Linked DNA regions of Homo sapiens: region 2 is linked to region 1. Evidence: read pairs that join two places in POLR2A ChIA-PET (ENCODE). Cell type or tissue: Panc1. All regions are shown on one strand.

What was found. ChIA-PET counts read pairs that join two places held together with the same protein. Peaks named below come from ENCODE experiments on the same cell type or tissue, not always from the same donor. Only the 100,000 strongest peaks of a DNase experiment are listed, where the experiment ranks them.
Region 2: POLR2A ChIA-PET joins it to region 1 with 11 read pairs; 2 of 35 experiments call an interaction of 5 or more read pairs at or near these places.

Annotation. Positions count from the first base shown.
Region 1 is chr1:203,821,397-203,829,396 of GRCh38, reverse strand. ZBED6 (zinc finger BED-type containing 6) reads right to left here. Exons shown (of 17, transcript NM_001395895.1): 4 at 975-1,098. It overlaps ZC3H11A (zinc finger CCCH-type containing 11A), which reads right to left. Exons shown (of 18, transcript NM_001376342.1): 5 at 975-1,098. Among named protein-coding and RNA genes, the nearest start is that of ZC3H11A, 30 kb to the right of the region's middle. In Panc1, no CTCF peak of the experiment used is centred here; no DNase peak of the experiment used is centred here.
Region 2 is chr1:204,090,979-204,098,978 of GRCh38, reverse strand. All of the region lies in intron 1 of SOX13 (SRY-box transcription factor 13), which reads right to left. Among named protein-coding and RNA genes, the nearest start is that of SOX13, 22 kb to the right of the region's middle. RefSeq lists a cis regulatory region at 5,514-5,527 and an enhancer at 5,448-5,592. In Panc1, no CTCF peak of the experiment used is centred here; no DNase peak of the experiment used is centred here; H3K27ac peaks cover 1,419 bases.

The DNA of each region.
Region 1 (8,000 bases):
CCAAAAATTCCTGACCACCTATGAAAACTATAGTGTATTTGTCTTATGAGCATTTATACTAAATTTCCTCATTTAAGTTCTAAAGTCCCAGGGAGGGAAAAGATGTGCTTTTACCTAATTAACTCTCCACTAACTCTCCACTGTACATAAACACAAAGTGGGCACTCAAAACAGAATCAACAGAAGACTAGAAGAAGCATAGTACCTGTTCACAAATTCTAGACCTTTAATTTTAATACTGCAATTCTAGGCTTTTTGCTCAGCAAAGAAGTAGCTTCTAAGACCCAAGCATATGACACTTACTTGAACCAAACCAGAAAGGAATAAGTCTACTTTTTTCCCTTAAATTGAGGTAAAAAGATGTAGCCATCAAATTTTAATCACGTAGCAACTGTGGCTTTTAAATGGCCAATTCCACTTTTAAATTACTTTAAAATGAACTTTGGGAATAACCACTAGCTTTTTAGTTTTATTTTAGATTATAGTCTAGAGTAGGGTTGGCAAATATTTTCTGTAAAGAGCCAGTTAATAATTTAGGCTTTGTGGGCCATATGGTTTCTGTCTCAACTACTCAATTCTATAGCACTAGCACAAAACTGATAATAGAAAATATGTAAATGAATGGGCAAGGCTATATTCCAATAAAACTTATTTTACAAAACAGGCAGAGGACCAGTTTTGCCAACCTTTGACCTAGAAAATCAAATTTATTTTGAAAACGTTTATGGGTCTGATAAGAATATGAGAAATGAAGTAAGTATAATAACTTAAATGGCATGCCAAGATATATAATGGTTCTAAGGCCAAGGATAAATCATTTAACCTTAATAAGATTCAGTTCACTTATCTGTAAAGTGGAAATAATTCTGCTGTTTCACAAGACTGAAAGGAGTCAATGTCTGAAAAGTACTGTTGTACAGTGTGCATAATAGGTGTTCATTTGATATTCTTTTAAAATTAAAAACTGATCTCACTTTTGCTCGGAGGTAGGAAAAGGCCATCAACATATCGTCCTCTATTGTGATGGAAAGCGCAGTTTAATTTTTGACATCCTGTTGGCTGATTTTCCCAATAACAAGGAATTTCACTGCGTTTTTTCTGTAAGAGGGAAAAACACATTGCTTTCAAATAAAACAGTGATACGTATATTCATGTGGCAGTTTGTTTTCTAGACAAAGTTCATACAGGGTTCAAAAATCCGAGGCATGTGAGATGAGATGATTTTTAGAAGGAAGAGAGATTGCTGAAAATAACATAACTTAGGCATGATGGAGAGCTGAATGGAGCAGGAGAGTAGTTTATGTTATTCTTTCCCTTTTTACCCTCATCCTGGAACCCCTAAAATGTCTACACTTAATTTAGAGAAGCAGGATGATACAGTAGTTTAAGTTTATGAAATCAAAGATAACGGTCTGAATCTCTATTATGTTACTTATTGGCCAGGTGGCCTTGGATAATTCATGCCTCTAAGCCTCACTTTCCTTAGCTATAAAACGGGAATAAATGGTTTCTTATGAAGAGTACATAAAATAATGTATATAAAGCACTAAGCACATAGGTCAAACTCAATAAACTGCAGTTATTACTTGAAGCTGAGAGTTCAAGGGTTTGAGAAAATTCTTCCCATTCATGAATTCTCAAAGTAAGGCACCTATAACAACACACTAAGGATGTTAGGTATCCTTCCCAAGTCACCTTACTTTTTTTTTTTTTTTGAGACAGAGTCTTGCTCTGTCACCCAGGCTGGAGTGCAGTGGCGCGATCTCCGCTCACTGCAAGCTCCGCCTCCCGGGTTCACGCCATTCTCCTGCCTCAGCCTCCAGAGTAGCTGGGACTACAGGTGCCTGCCACCACACTCGGCTAATTTTTTTTGTATTTTTAGTAGATAAGAGGTTTTACCATGTTAGCCAGGATGGTCTTGATCTCCTGACCTCGTGATCCGCCCGCCTCAGCCTCCCAAAGTGCTGGGATTACAGGTGTGAGCCACCGCACCCGGCCAGTCACCTTACTTTTATAAAGGAAAATTGGGAGAAAAAAAAAAAAAAAGAATACCTGTGCATCTAGAATAGAATAAACTGCTGAATCATAGGATGTATGTCCTAGAAAAATATATACATTAGTTCTCCAACAGCTGTGTATAAGCAATGTTCACAGCAATATTATTTTCAATAGCTCTATAATTTTGCAAACCCATGTGTACATCAATACTAGAATGGATAAAGAAACTGTAAAGTATTCGTACAACAGAATATCATCTAGTAATGAGAAGGAATAAACCATTGCTATACTCAATGCCACAGATGTGAAATGAAAGAAGCCAGACACAAGAGTGCATACTATACCATTCCATTTATGAAAAGATGAAAACAGTCAAAACTTCTCCATGGTAGAGTAGTTGGGATGCTGATCAGCTTTGGGGATGTGGTTAGTAACAAGGGGATGAAGGGGAAGATAGATTACTGCTAATACTCTATTTCTTGAACTAGGTGCTGATCAAGTAAGTATAATCACTCTATGAAAATTCTTCAAGTTGTAAGATTACGATTTTGCACTTTTCTAGATACATTTTAATAGTTCAAAAAAGGGGGAAAAAAGATATGAGAAGTACTCCCAAAAACTAACTAACCTCCGATGAACTGCATTATGTCGAATCTCTAATCATCATAAACAGCCTATGGTTTAAAATTCCAGGAAAAAACACCAGCATTGAAATTTAAGAATATGGAGAAGAGAGACAGAGAAACAATAACCATTACAAAAAGATGCTTAAATGTATCAAAAAGGGCAAAGGTCAAAATCTACTATATTGAGAGAGTGATAAAATTCAATTATACACTGTTTTCAGGGACGTGGAAGAATCAGGCAGTCTCAAACACATAATGGAAATGTAAATTTGCTCCACATCTCTGAAAGGTGATTTGGCAAAATCAGTTTTTTAAAACTATGTTCTAAGTTTATGTCATATGCATAATTACCTATTAATATTTTTAAAGTATAATTTTTAAAAAGAATTAATTATTATTAATCAATATTTATTTATTAATTTTAATATTATTGATATTTTCTAAAAGTATAATATTTTTTAAAAGTATAGGCTACTGTGGGCACACTACCTATAGAGTGGCCCTGCTCCACAAGGAGCAGTAAAAATAAAGTAAAAATAAAAGTACAGCAAATACCGTTACTTTCAAAGAACTAGGAAGAATTTATTAGTCCTCTGTCACACCCGAAAGGTAGATGTAATAGCTACCACTGTTTTTTAGACAGGAATAACAATTATTCAATTCTTCCTTTCTCAAGGCAGAACCTAATGCCAATCTTCCTTGTTCCTAAGCCTACCTTTGCTTAAATTTTACATCTTTCCTGGAAGCAATTTTCAAATTACTGAATGACTTCTGTAACAGTATCTTCTATACACAGAAGTCACATGACATTTATTTGATCTGTTTAATACATTTGCTAGATTTTGTTTCTAATTGAAAAGTAATATATGTGCAACGAAGACAACTTGGAAAATGGAAATAAATGCCAATTATGCTATTACCCAGAGAATCACTTATTTTGGTATGAGTTTTTACTTGTAAAAAAAAAATCACAAGTGACTATATGCATACTAAAAAGAAAGGTATTCCATGTAATTCTGTACATTTTTCCTTAGTAATATCCTCCACATGCCAGGCGTGGTGGCTCACGCCTGTAATCTCAACACTTTGGGAGGCCAAGGTGGGTTGATCACCTGAGGTCAGGAGCCTGACCAATATGGTGAAACCCCGTCTCTACTAAAAAATACAAAAATTAGCTGGGCATGGTGGAGGGCGCCTGTAGTCCCAGCTATGCGGGAGGCTGAGACAGGAGAATCACTTGAACCCGGGAGGTGGAAGTTTCAGTGAGCCAAGATGGAGCCACTGCACTCCAGCCTGGGTGACAGAGTGAGACTCCACCTCAAAAAAAAAAAAAAAAAAAAAAAATCCTCCACAGTAATATTTCTCCTACATAATTATGTCTTCACATTTTTAACAGTAATACAGCACATGATCCAAAGATAAAACAGTTGATTCTCATTATTTGCAGTAGTTATGTTCTATAAAGTCACTTGGAACACTGAATTAGTAAATACTAAACCATTATTCCTAAGGGAAATAGAGTTGGGTTCCTGTGGGCCTCTGGTCACATTTTCATCAACTAATCAATACATAACTTTGTTTTGGGTGCATTTAATATTGTTCATTCATTAATATGAAACGCAAGACAAATAGCACTGTAACTCACACTTGAACAAAGCTTATCTAACATCTATTTTCTTTTTTTTTTTTTTTTTTTGAGACGGAGTCTCGCTCTGTTGCCCAGGTTGGAGTGCAGTGGCACAATCTTGTCTCACTGAAACCTCCACCTCCAGGGTTCAAGCAATTCTCCTGCCTCAGCCTCCCGAGTAGCTGGGATTATAGGCACGTGTCACCATGCCCGGCTAATTTTTTTGTATTTTTAGTAGAGACAGGGTTTCACCATGTTGTCCAGGCTGGTCTCAAACTCCTGAGATGATCTGCCTGCCTCAGCCTCCCAAAGTGCTGGGATTACAGGCGTGAGCCACCGTGTCCGGCCTAACAATCTATTTTCTCTATAAGACACATCACAGCTTTCTTCTACTCAGCAACACTACAAAGCACTTGAGCAATAGGCCTAGGAGCCATTTTAAGCAGCACCACCACCAACCAAAAGCCGTGGAACCAAATACATCATGAAAAGGACACTTGTTTACAGTATCAGAAGGAGGCAGAGCTCTGTTCCGCCTCACCTGGAAATGTGACTCAATTTGTGAACCAATGTGACACATGTCAGATGACTCAAATTTTTTGCTGCTCTGAACATGCCTACGAATGGCCAAGTACTGATTTGGGGGTTATAAATTTTAGCAAGTAGGCAAATTCGCAAATATGGAACCAATGAATAATGAAAATGAATTGCACACAGAAGGGGTACATGATAAAAAGACTCCTTCTCATCCCTGACACCTTCCCATAGCCACTGTTGTTAAGTTTCACCTTTATACTTCCAGAGATTTTTAAAATTCATATGCAAGTGAAAAACAAATATAAATTATTTTCCCTCTTTTTTTTTTTTTTTTAATTTTGAGATGGGAGTCTTACTGTGTAGCCCAGGCTGGAGTACAGTGGTGTAATCTCGGCTCACTGCAATCTCCACCTCCCAGGTTCAAGCGATTCTCCTGCCTCAACCTCCTGAGTAGCTGGGACTACATGGCTGCGTCACCACGCCCGACTAATTTTTGTAATTTGAGTAGAGACGGGGTTTCACTGTGTTGGCCAGCTGGTCTCAAACTCCTGACCTCAGGTGATCCAGCCGCCTCAGCCTCCCAAAGTGCTGAGATTACAGGCATGAGCCACGGCGCCCGGCTTCCCTCTCCTTTTTTAACCCACCTTGCTCTTCACCTTAGGTTTTTCACTTGACAATATATCCTGATTATTTCCGTATCAATAAATTAGTTTCCCCTTTAAAATTTTTTGTTAACAGCTACCTGGCACTCTACAGTATGAATGTAGTAAAACCTTATTTTAAATGAAGGATAGTTAGGTTATTTCCAGTATTTTACTATTACAAATTGCTACAATAAGCAATTCTGCACACATCTTATTTTGCAGGTAAATACCTATGTGTAAAAAGTATAAGTATTTAGTTCTTTCAAGCAATACAGCCAATAAGCCTCAGTGCAGAAAAGAGTTAGCATAGCAGCTCTTAGACTACTGTCCTTAGAAATGCCTGCTTGCAAGGCTTGCTCTTGGCTAGCATCTGGGACCTTGGCTTTTAGACGCTCCAAGTTAATTGGTAAGTGGGGAAGGGAGAAGGCTCAGTATGCCTAGACTGTTTGTACAAACAATATGGTTAATGCTGAACATCTGCCTTCCTTCTGGGAGTCTGGAATTTGGGTACATGTTTGGTAAAGAGTGCTTATATGGCTAGCACCAATGAAAATCCTGGATGCTGAGTCTCTAATGGATTTCCCTGGGCAGGAATACCACACATGCATTGCTGCATTTTCATGACTAGGAAAAGAGTGTGCTCTGTGTCACCCCTAAAGGGAGTGGGCATAAAAAAACAGGCACACGGATTCTTCCAGATTCCTCCAGTGTCTTTTTCTCTTATGATCTGACAGTGTCTTTACTCTATTGCTGCAATAAATCTCAACTCTGAATACATCCTAGAGAATCTCTAAATGAAGAGATGCTCCTGGAGACACTGCCATACCCTCCATAGGAGCTGTGCCAATATACACTCCACTAAAAATGTTACAACATTGACTTTTCATGTTATAACATAAAATATAAAAGTTGCAGAGTACTCCTTTATCAATTTATTTGATATCTGCTGCTATTTGCAAGATAGGTAGCTTAGAATGTAGTTAAGAGACAAGAAATACAAAACCAGACTGGAGTAGCTGACCCCAGGCACATGAACTGCATATTTAGTCTCACTCTAACAATTCAGTCCAAAGTCATTAGATGGGGTTGAGGGAGACAGGCATTCAGATGGGAGAAGGGAAGGACATGGTGGCCCAGAGCAGGGTATTGGAGTCTGACTGAGAATAGGAAGGTATCCACATGACCATGTGGAACTGGCATAGGGTGTTGGAACCCACGGAGGGTTGGAGGGTTAAGAGGACATGTGCATGAAAGGGTACCCTGACAAGTGTTGAGCCTGAGCAGGGTTAGCAATGTCTCTGTGCAGAAGAGATCACAATGTAGGATGAAGAATATATACTCATGTAGGGTCAGTCTAGAATGGCATCAAAGACCAAGTGGGGTTAGGAAGGCAGGGTATTCCCAAGGGAACCTGGTACAGAGTTGGAGTATGTGCGCAGGGTCAGGACAGCATCTCACATGTGAGGGCCGCTCAGCACAAAGTATCACAGCCCAAAGGTGTGAAAACAGTATCCATTATAGGGATCGTGTTGGGGGTCAAAAGTAGGATGTTGGGGTCCAAGCAGGGTGAGAAAGAGGTCCCTATGGTAAAGCAAGCAGGGAGGCTTAGCACAGAGTACTAGAGTTGAAACATGGTGAGAAAGGTGTCCTTGTGGAGAAGCTGTGTGTGTCATGTCAGAGCCTGAGAGGAAGGAAAAAGCTGTGACACAATATTGGTTTTTATACTAGTAGACTGATCAAATAAATAAAAGTATTATGAACAATGAAAACCAAGTTTCTCACTTCTGGAGAAGAGTTACAGGTATGGAAAAGGAGAAGTCTAGACTAAGTCCTGTGGCATTGATGAACTGGAAGCATCTATATGAACTCATAATTTGTAATACTATGTATCTATTATTAAATACATAGGGCCAGGCACGGTGGCTCACACCTGTAATCCCAGGACTTTGGGAGGCCAAGGCGGGCGGATCACGAGGTCAGCAGATCGAGACCATCCTGGCTAACACGGTGAAACCCCATCTCTACTAAAAGTACAAAAAATTAGCCGGGCGTGGTGGCGGGCACCTGTAATCCCAGCTACTCGGGAGACTGAAACAGGAGAATGGTGTGAACCAATGAGGCGGAGCTTGCAGTGAGCGGAGATCGCGCCACTGCACTCCAGCCTGGGTGATAGAGCAAGACTCCGTCTCAAAAAAAAAAAAACAAAACCAAAAACCATAATGATGTAAATGTCTGTTAAGTGTATACATTTATATATTCCTCAGCTCTGTCCACTGAGAGGACCTGAAAGTGATGACACTCTAGGAGCAGCCCAAATCTTAACTTCTATATACCATTATTCACTAAAAGAAACCAGGGCACCTTGGATAAATGGCCGAATACAGGGCTGAAGTAGGAAAAGTACAGGATGAGCCTGGAAAATCTTGTCAGGCCAAAAAGCAGAGATGCTCAAAGAATGATGGAAACATCAAAAGAACACAAAAATCAGTTTGAAAGGCTCCTACTTGCCAAATCTGGGTCAATCGGAGCATAAAAGTAATGATAGTAACAGAGTACGACACACTGATT
Region 2 (8,000 bases), 270 kb before region 1:
CAACCTGGGGCAGGAAAACCCCTGGTTTCACAGGCTACAAGCTTCGCTCACTCCTGCCAGCTATGCCAAGGGACCAGGTGAACATGGGTGAAGAGCTCAATGGAGCCTGCCTGCGCCACTTGCAGAGACAAGGTGACTCAAGGCCAGAGTCCTACCCACGGTATCTTCCCCATGAATGAGGCTTCTCATGAACAAAGGCAGCATTCTGGAGGGCTCCAGGCTGCCCAGACCCTGACTCCCCTTACATTCATCACCCCTCTGTGTTCTGGCCAGTCCTCCCCACCACCTAACCCCACACCTCCCTGTTAGCTTCGCATTCATTCCTGAACTTTCAATAGCATCAAGCAGAGCTGAGTGTTCAGTAGACCCTGGCAACACATATGCCTAATGAATAGTCGTAGTCACTCTTATTTTATCAGTTTTTTCCTAAATATAAAAGGAGTGTGTGCTTACTGTAGAAAATCAGCAACAACAACAACAACAACAACAAAATTTTTTTTTTTTTTGAGTCTCGCTCTGTCACCCAGGCTGGAGTGCAGTGGCACCATCTCAGCTCACTACAACTTCTCTGCCTCCCCGGTTCAAGCAATTCTCCTGCCTCAGCCTCCCGAGTAGCTGGGATTACAGGCATGCGCCTCCACGCCCGGCTAATTTTGTATTTTTAGTAGAGATGGGGTTTCTCCATGTTGGTCAGGCTAGTTTCGAACTCCTGACCTCAGGTGATCTGCCCGCCTTGGCCTCCCAAGGTGCTGGGATTACAGGCATGAGCCACCGTGTTCAGCCAATCTGCAAAATTTTAAATAACATAAAGAAAACAGGTTGGGCGATGGTGACTCACATCTGTAATCCCAGCACTTTGGAAGGTCGAGGTGGGTGGATTGCTTGAGTTCAGGAGTTTGAGATCAGCCTAGGCAACATGGTGAAATCCCATCTCCACAAAAAATATGAAAAAATTAGCCAGGTGTGGTGGCACACACCTGTAGTCCCAGCTACTAAGGAGGCTGAGATGAGAGGATCACTTGAGGTTGAGGCTGCAGTGAGCCATGATCACACCACTGCACTCCAGCCTGGGCAACAGAGCAACACCCTATCTCAAAAAATAAATTTAAATTAAAATTTAAAAATAAGAAAACAATTTTAAAAATCACCCATTTCACATCCATCCAGGAGGTGGCCATTGACAACAATTTGGCCTATTTCTATCAAATCTTTTTTTCTGAAGGTGGTTTTGTTTTTCATTCATAAGCAAGTTTTTTTTTCTTTTCTTTTCTTTTTTTTTTTTTTTGAGACGGAGTTTCGCTTTTGTTGCATTCAGGCTGGAATGCAATGGCGCAATCTCGGCTCACTGCAACCTCTACCTCCCGGGTTCAAGTGATTCTCCTGCCTCAGCCTCCCGAGTAGCTGGGATTACAGGCATGCGCCACCACGCCCAGCTAATTTTGTATTTTTAGTAGAGACAGGGTTTCTCCATGTTGGTCAGGCTGGTCTCAAACTCCCGACCTCAGGTGATCCACCCACCTCGGCCTCCCAAAGTGCTGGGATTACAGGAATAAGCCACTGAGCCCGGCCTCATAAGCAAGTTTTTATATTTATTTTCTCCCACTTAATAGTACACATCAGCAGTTTTCATGTTACCAAAAACTGGATATTAAAAATTATTCATAAAGCCATATTTAATGGCTGCACATCTTCCACTCTATGGCTGCATCATGATTTCCTTTATCCCCATGCCCCGTGGTTGAAATGATTCAACTCTTCCAATTTCACATTACTGAAACCTCCTCCTGACCCCTAGGGACATCCACCCTCCCAACACCTCTGCCAGGTCACAGCCACTCTGCTGCTGTGACAGGAGGGAAGGCAGGGCCCCTAACAGTCAGTGGACCTCGCCCCTGCCCTCTCTTGATGGACTGGAGACAAAGGGGTTTAGGACAGAGAATGGAAGCCAGGATGGGGCTAGAAAGCCTGGGCCCAAGGGGCTCTGCAATGCAGAGGCACGTATCAGTGTTTCTCAGGCCTTGACTTCCCCCTTAAAAGATAAAAAGCACAGTGGATTTTCACTTCATACCCAAGAGGATGGCTATTATCAAAAAAAGAAGGAGAAAGAAGAAGAAAAAGAGAAGAAAGAGGAGGAGGAGAATTGGCAAGGATGTAGAGAATTTCTGATGGGAATGTAAAATGAAAAGTGGTATAGCTGCTGTGAAAAACAGATAGAAGCCTGGGCAACATGGAAAAACCTCATCTCTACAGAAAATACAAAAATTAGCTGGGCATGGTGGCTCATGCATATAATCCCAGCACTTTGGGAGTCTGAGGTGGGTGGATCACAAGGTCAGGAGTTCGAGTCCAGCCTGGCCAACATGGTGAAACCCCATCTCTACTAAAAATACAAAAATTAGCCAGGTGTGGTGGCGGGTGCCTGTAAACCCAGCTACTTGGGAGACTGATGCATGAGAATTGCTTGAGCCCACGAGATGGAGGCTGCAGTGAGCCGACAACCCACCACTGTACTCTAACCTGGGCGACAGAGCAAGACTCTGTCTCAAAAATAAATAAATAAATAAATACAAAAATCAGCTGGGCATGGTGGCATACACTGTGGTCTCAGCTACTTGGGAGGCTGAGGTGGGAGGATCGCTTGAGCCCAGGAGGTTGATGCCGCAGTGAGCTGTGATCATGCCACTGTACTCCAGCCTGGGAGACAGAGTGAGACCCTGTCGCAAAAAAAAAAAAAAAAAACGAAAGAAAGAAAAAGAAAAGAAAAGAAAAATATGATGGCGGGTCCTCAAGAAATTAGATATAGAATTACCATATGATCCAGCAATTCCACTTCTGGGGATATACCCCCAAAACTCATAGCAATATTACTCACAACAACCAAAATGGGAAACAACTCAAGTGTCCATCAATGGATGAATGAATCAACAAAGTATGATATATACATGCAATGGAATATCATCAGCCCTAAGCTGGAAGGCAATCTTGACACATCTACGATGTAGACAAATATTGAAGACATTATGTTAACTGAAATAAGCCAGGCATAAAAGGTCAAATATTGTATGTGTCTACTTATGTGAGGTACTTAGAACAGCTAAATTCATAGAGACAGAAAGTAGAATAGAGTTACAGGGCTGGAGTGAGAGAGGAAGGGGACGCTATTGCTTAATGGGAACAGAGTTTCAGTTTGGGAAGATGAAAAAGTTCCATGGACAGATGGTGGTGATGGTTGCAAAACAATGTGAATGGACTTAATGCCTCTGAACTACACATTTACAAATTGTAAATTTTACATTATGTCTACTTTAATCCAATTTTTTAAAAGATGGAGAGAACAAAAAACTGCTAATAAGTTATGCTTTCAGGGCATCTTTAATCTGCAGATGGACAGAGGCGAGACCATAAACATAGCCTCACTGACTGGTGAGGGGACAACATGGGGGCAGCAGGGCTGGAGAGCGGCTGCCTTGGGAGAGCCTGTGTTCACAAGGCCATAATTAACATCCCTAATTGAAGTGTCTAGAAGCAGCAAGACCCAGACAGTGCCAGACCTGCCCGACCAACTAGAAGGCCTTCCCTCACTGCCTCTAGAAACAATTAAAGGCTTCCATGCGCAACCCAGAGACAAGGTGTATTTAGGATTTCTCAGCAGGGAGTTCAAGGGACCCAGACGACAAGAAGATGGGGATAGAGAAAGAGATTTAGTCTTCCCCTAAAATCAGTTCCTCGACTTTCCTGGAAATCCTTTCCCCTCGGATGTCCATCTTAGAGTTGGCGGTTTCAAGGCAACTGAACTGACGCCTGTTTACAGAACAGCTCTGCCCCTGCCTTGCCGTACAACCCTGGGAGACTTACTGTACGGCTCAGGGCCGTGGAAGGAGGTTTACTCCTGATGCCCTCCCCGCCTGGAGAGGACACAGCACAATGGTCCAGACTGAAGCTCTAAACCAGAAGGTCTGCGCTCATAGAAGGGAGTGGCAGGACGGGGGCCACTTGGGAAGAGGAAGAGGAACTGGGCAGCCTTCCCAGTTTGCAGGGACTCATCCATTTGAGGTCACAGATGCTGGCTTCTGTGGGCCACCCAAGCCATCCTTTTCCTTTTCAATGAATGAATGACAGGCAAGCCCCAAAATCCCACTAGCCCTAAGGTTCATTTGATGCTTCCATTTTCTGATTTGGTGCTTTACTGGCAAAAATTATCCCAGTTCCCACTTAACCAACAACACATCACAGGGTTTGCTGTGTCTACAGGAGCTGCCCGTGCTCCACGGTGTGATTAAGAGTGCAGGAAGAGCTGATGGCAGCCCGCCCCAAGGGAGCCTTGGGGATTTTCTATGGAGACTGAAAAAGCCACCGGCATCTTTGTTCATCTCTGTCCAAAGAGGGAGACAGATGAGCATCCCTTCCTGGCCCTCTCTCTGCCCGCATTGGGCCATTAGAGCTCCCTGCAGTGCTTCCCTTCCCCCACTGCCTGCAGTCCTGACCCGAGGGAAGGGGGTCAACAATGGGGTCACTGAAGGTGCCCAGCTCAAAACCAGCTCTGTTGCTTAGGAAGAATTTAACCCTGTCCCTGCTGGCTCATGACTCTCCACCTTCACAGATCTACCTGTATGGAGGGGAAAAAATAATTGCAGAGAGGGTCTAGAAGGGCCCAGGTGAGAGGTCTGCGTGTGCGGTGGAAAGAGCAGAGGGCTCGAGTTTGAGCGTCAACTCTGCCACAAACTCAATGTACAATCTTGGGCTCATCTAAGTTCTCTGAGTCTCATCGTTCCCATCCGTAAACTGGCAGTCAAAATACATGTACCAGATCCCTAGGAGACTCGGCACAGTTATTTTCTAAATGTCAACACCCTTTACACACTTGATGGTTTATAAAGCCCCATACATGTGTAAGGGATTTTGATGCCTTTAACTCACTATGGGGCCTGGGACAAACCACTCAACCTTTCAGGTCTCAGTTTTTCCATTTGCACATGGAGTGAATTATTACTTCTTCTCTGAGAGACAAAAGTATAGGCAGGGGAGGGCTCCCAGGCCTTTGATGCAGTGGAAATAATAGTGTTGCTAAGCTTCTGATTTCCATGTTCGAGTTGTAGCCCAGGGCAGGTCACATATGGAAGCCCCTCATCAGAAAGATAATGACAGTGCCTATTTACTGAGTGATCACAAGCTAAGCACTTCACAGGTGGATTTTCTTCAGGGACAAAACTCATTGTACAGATGAGGAAACTGAGGCTTACTTGAAGACAGAATTCCACTTTCGGTATGCCTGATTCCAAAGTTCCAAACCATAGCACAAGATATTTGAGAAGAGGCTACTTTCCACAGACACTCCAAATCCCAATTAACCCTCTCCGCCTGCTGGGCTGGGTGCCAAGGGGACAGCCAGTGACAAGGCTTCTCTGGGCCTGGATGCCACCCGCCACCATGGTCAGAGGGAGGGGTGGCCCCCCACACCCATGCCACCGCCTTCACTTCCTGTCAGGCCCCACAGGCATCATCCTGAGCACCCAGGGTCCAAAGGTCAGGTACAGGCTGTTTATTATTATAAATTGCAATTCACCCGCAGCTGGGTTTTGTGAATACGGTGGCTTCATGCCTCAAAGCAGCCCCTCAAAACTATATGTAAATTCCATAGATTTCACAGAAATCAATCCTGTGTAGTGTAGAACTGTCCCCTTAGTAACCAGTTAAGGTGGGAAGAAAAGGCAGTGTGCTCTGAGCCAGACTGTCATTTCAGTCACACCTGGGAACGCCCTACCTACAGCTAGCATTCGAGAAACAGTTTCTTTCCTTCTCTAGGCTGCTCCCTGGGGCCAGCATAGCGAGGTCCATGCCCCAGTCCACCTCCCCCACGTCCCCACGTCCCTATGCTGATACACTTGGGACAGCAGCTCTCACCCTTGCTTCTTTGACTGAATGGGGGTCACTCCAAAAACAGAATAATCACAGCAACAAATAGCCAACACCTGGATAAGATTCCCACGCACTATTCTAGACTCTTCTCATGTGACCCTTCTAATGTTCTCTCTTCTCAAGTGAGAGCATTGTGATTAATGGCATTTCAGTTAGGAAGCGGAAACACAGAGAGGCTAAGTAACTTGACCCGTGCTGCACAGCAAATCTGCACGTAGCAACCAAAGGAGGTGTTATAGGAGACAGTGCCTGTCCCCACCACACACCGGGAAGCTGATTCCCCTCCTTTCCCATACCCCATAAAGGCCATGCCCATGACCCTAGGAGGAGCAGCCCCCTAAATCCAAGTAGGCCCAGGAATGCTGGACTGTCCCCACCCCAGGACAGACTTCAACAACCACCTCCACAGCAGCCATCACACTAATATCAGCTCCCACTTACCAAAGCCTTCTATACTCCAGGTCCTATACTAAGGGCCATAATATATACATCACTTCATTAAATCCTTTTAATCTCTCAAAGTAGGTGTTATTCTTTTCCCACTTTGTAGGTGAGAAAACTAGGGTTTAAGAAAGTTCTGAGGCCACAAGTGGTGGCTCACACTTGTAATCCAAGCACTTTGGGAGGCCAAGTCAGGAGGACTGCTTGAGCCTAGGAGGTCAAGGCTGCAGTGGGCCATGATCATGCCACTGCACTCCAGCCTGAGTGACAGAGCAAAACCTTGTCTCAAAAAAAAAGAAAAAAAAGTTCTGGGCCAGGTGTGGTGGGCCTACACCTATAATCCAGCGTGCTTCAGGAGACCAAGGCAGACTTTGAAGACCAGCCTGGGCAACATAGCAAGACCTTGTTTCTACAAAAAAACTTAAAAATTAGCCATGTGTAGTAGCACATGCCTAAGTCACAGCTAGAATCACTTGAGCCCAGGAGCTCAAGGCTGCAGTGAGCTAGGGTCGTGCCACTGCACTCCAGCCTGGGCAACAGAGCAAGACCCTACATCAAAGAAACAAAGAAAGAAGAGAGAAAAAAAGTGAAAGAGACAGAAGAAGGAAAGCGAAGGAAAGAAAAAAGAAGACAGAAAGGACAGAAAGGCAGACAGAGAACGAAAGAAAGAATGAACAAAAGAACAAACAAATGAAAGAAAGCAAAGAAACAAAGAAAGAAAGAGCCAAAGCTAAGAAAGAGGTGGGGCACAGTGGCTCACGCCTATGATCCCAGCACTTTGGGAGCTCAGGTGGGAGGGCTGCTTGAGCTCAGGAGTTCAAGACCAGCCTGTGCAATATAGTGAGACCCCCATCTAAAACACAAACACACACACACACACACACACACGCACACGCACACAAAGAAAACGAAAAAAGTTCTGTTATTTGCCAGAAATCACAGGGCTCAGAAGCAGAGCCAGGACTCAAACCCCAGTCTGATTTCACCTTGCCCCCAGCCTTCCAACCCAAGGCTACAGAGATGGGAAAGAGGCTTTGTTCCCACAATGAACTGTTTCACCTCCCCAGAGAGATTAGAGCATCCCTGAGGGTGGGGTCTGATCCCCTCACCCCTAGCCTTGCCCAGTGCCTTTCACATAATGAGGGCTTGGTAAAGCTTATCCATTGGATGAGTATCTCATTCATTCACAAATATACCAAACCATTGGTTTTAAAAAGACATCTAGAGATCAATATTCCTCGATCCTGAACAATATAAGCATGCTCATGCTGGAAACTGCACATGCTGGATATCCCAGGAAAGCTGGCCACACTGATTCGTTTGGGTCCCAGTGGGACCAAAGCCGTGAGCAGCATGGGTCAGGGCAGACGAGGAAACGCGACTTGTCTTTTTCCCAGGGTGGCAGCCCTGGGAACCCACTAGCCCTGGCAGGGAAGGGAAAGTTGTCTCAGTTACCAGGCAGTTCAATACGGAAGGCAGCAAAAATGTCTTTGAATGGAAAGGAAAAGAACAGTGTTCTGTTGGAATTTTTTGCAGGACAATGAGAGAGCAGCTTCAGCCTGAATGAATGAGCCACCCATTCTGAAAGTTCTCTGACAGATCCTCTGGTTCCCCATTGTCAACAAAGTCCTAGCTCCTCGGCC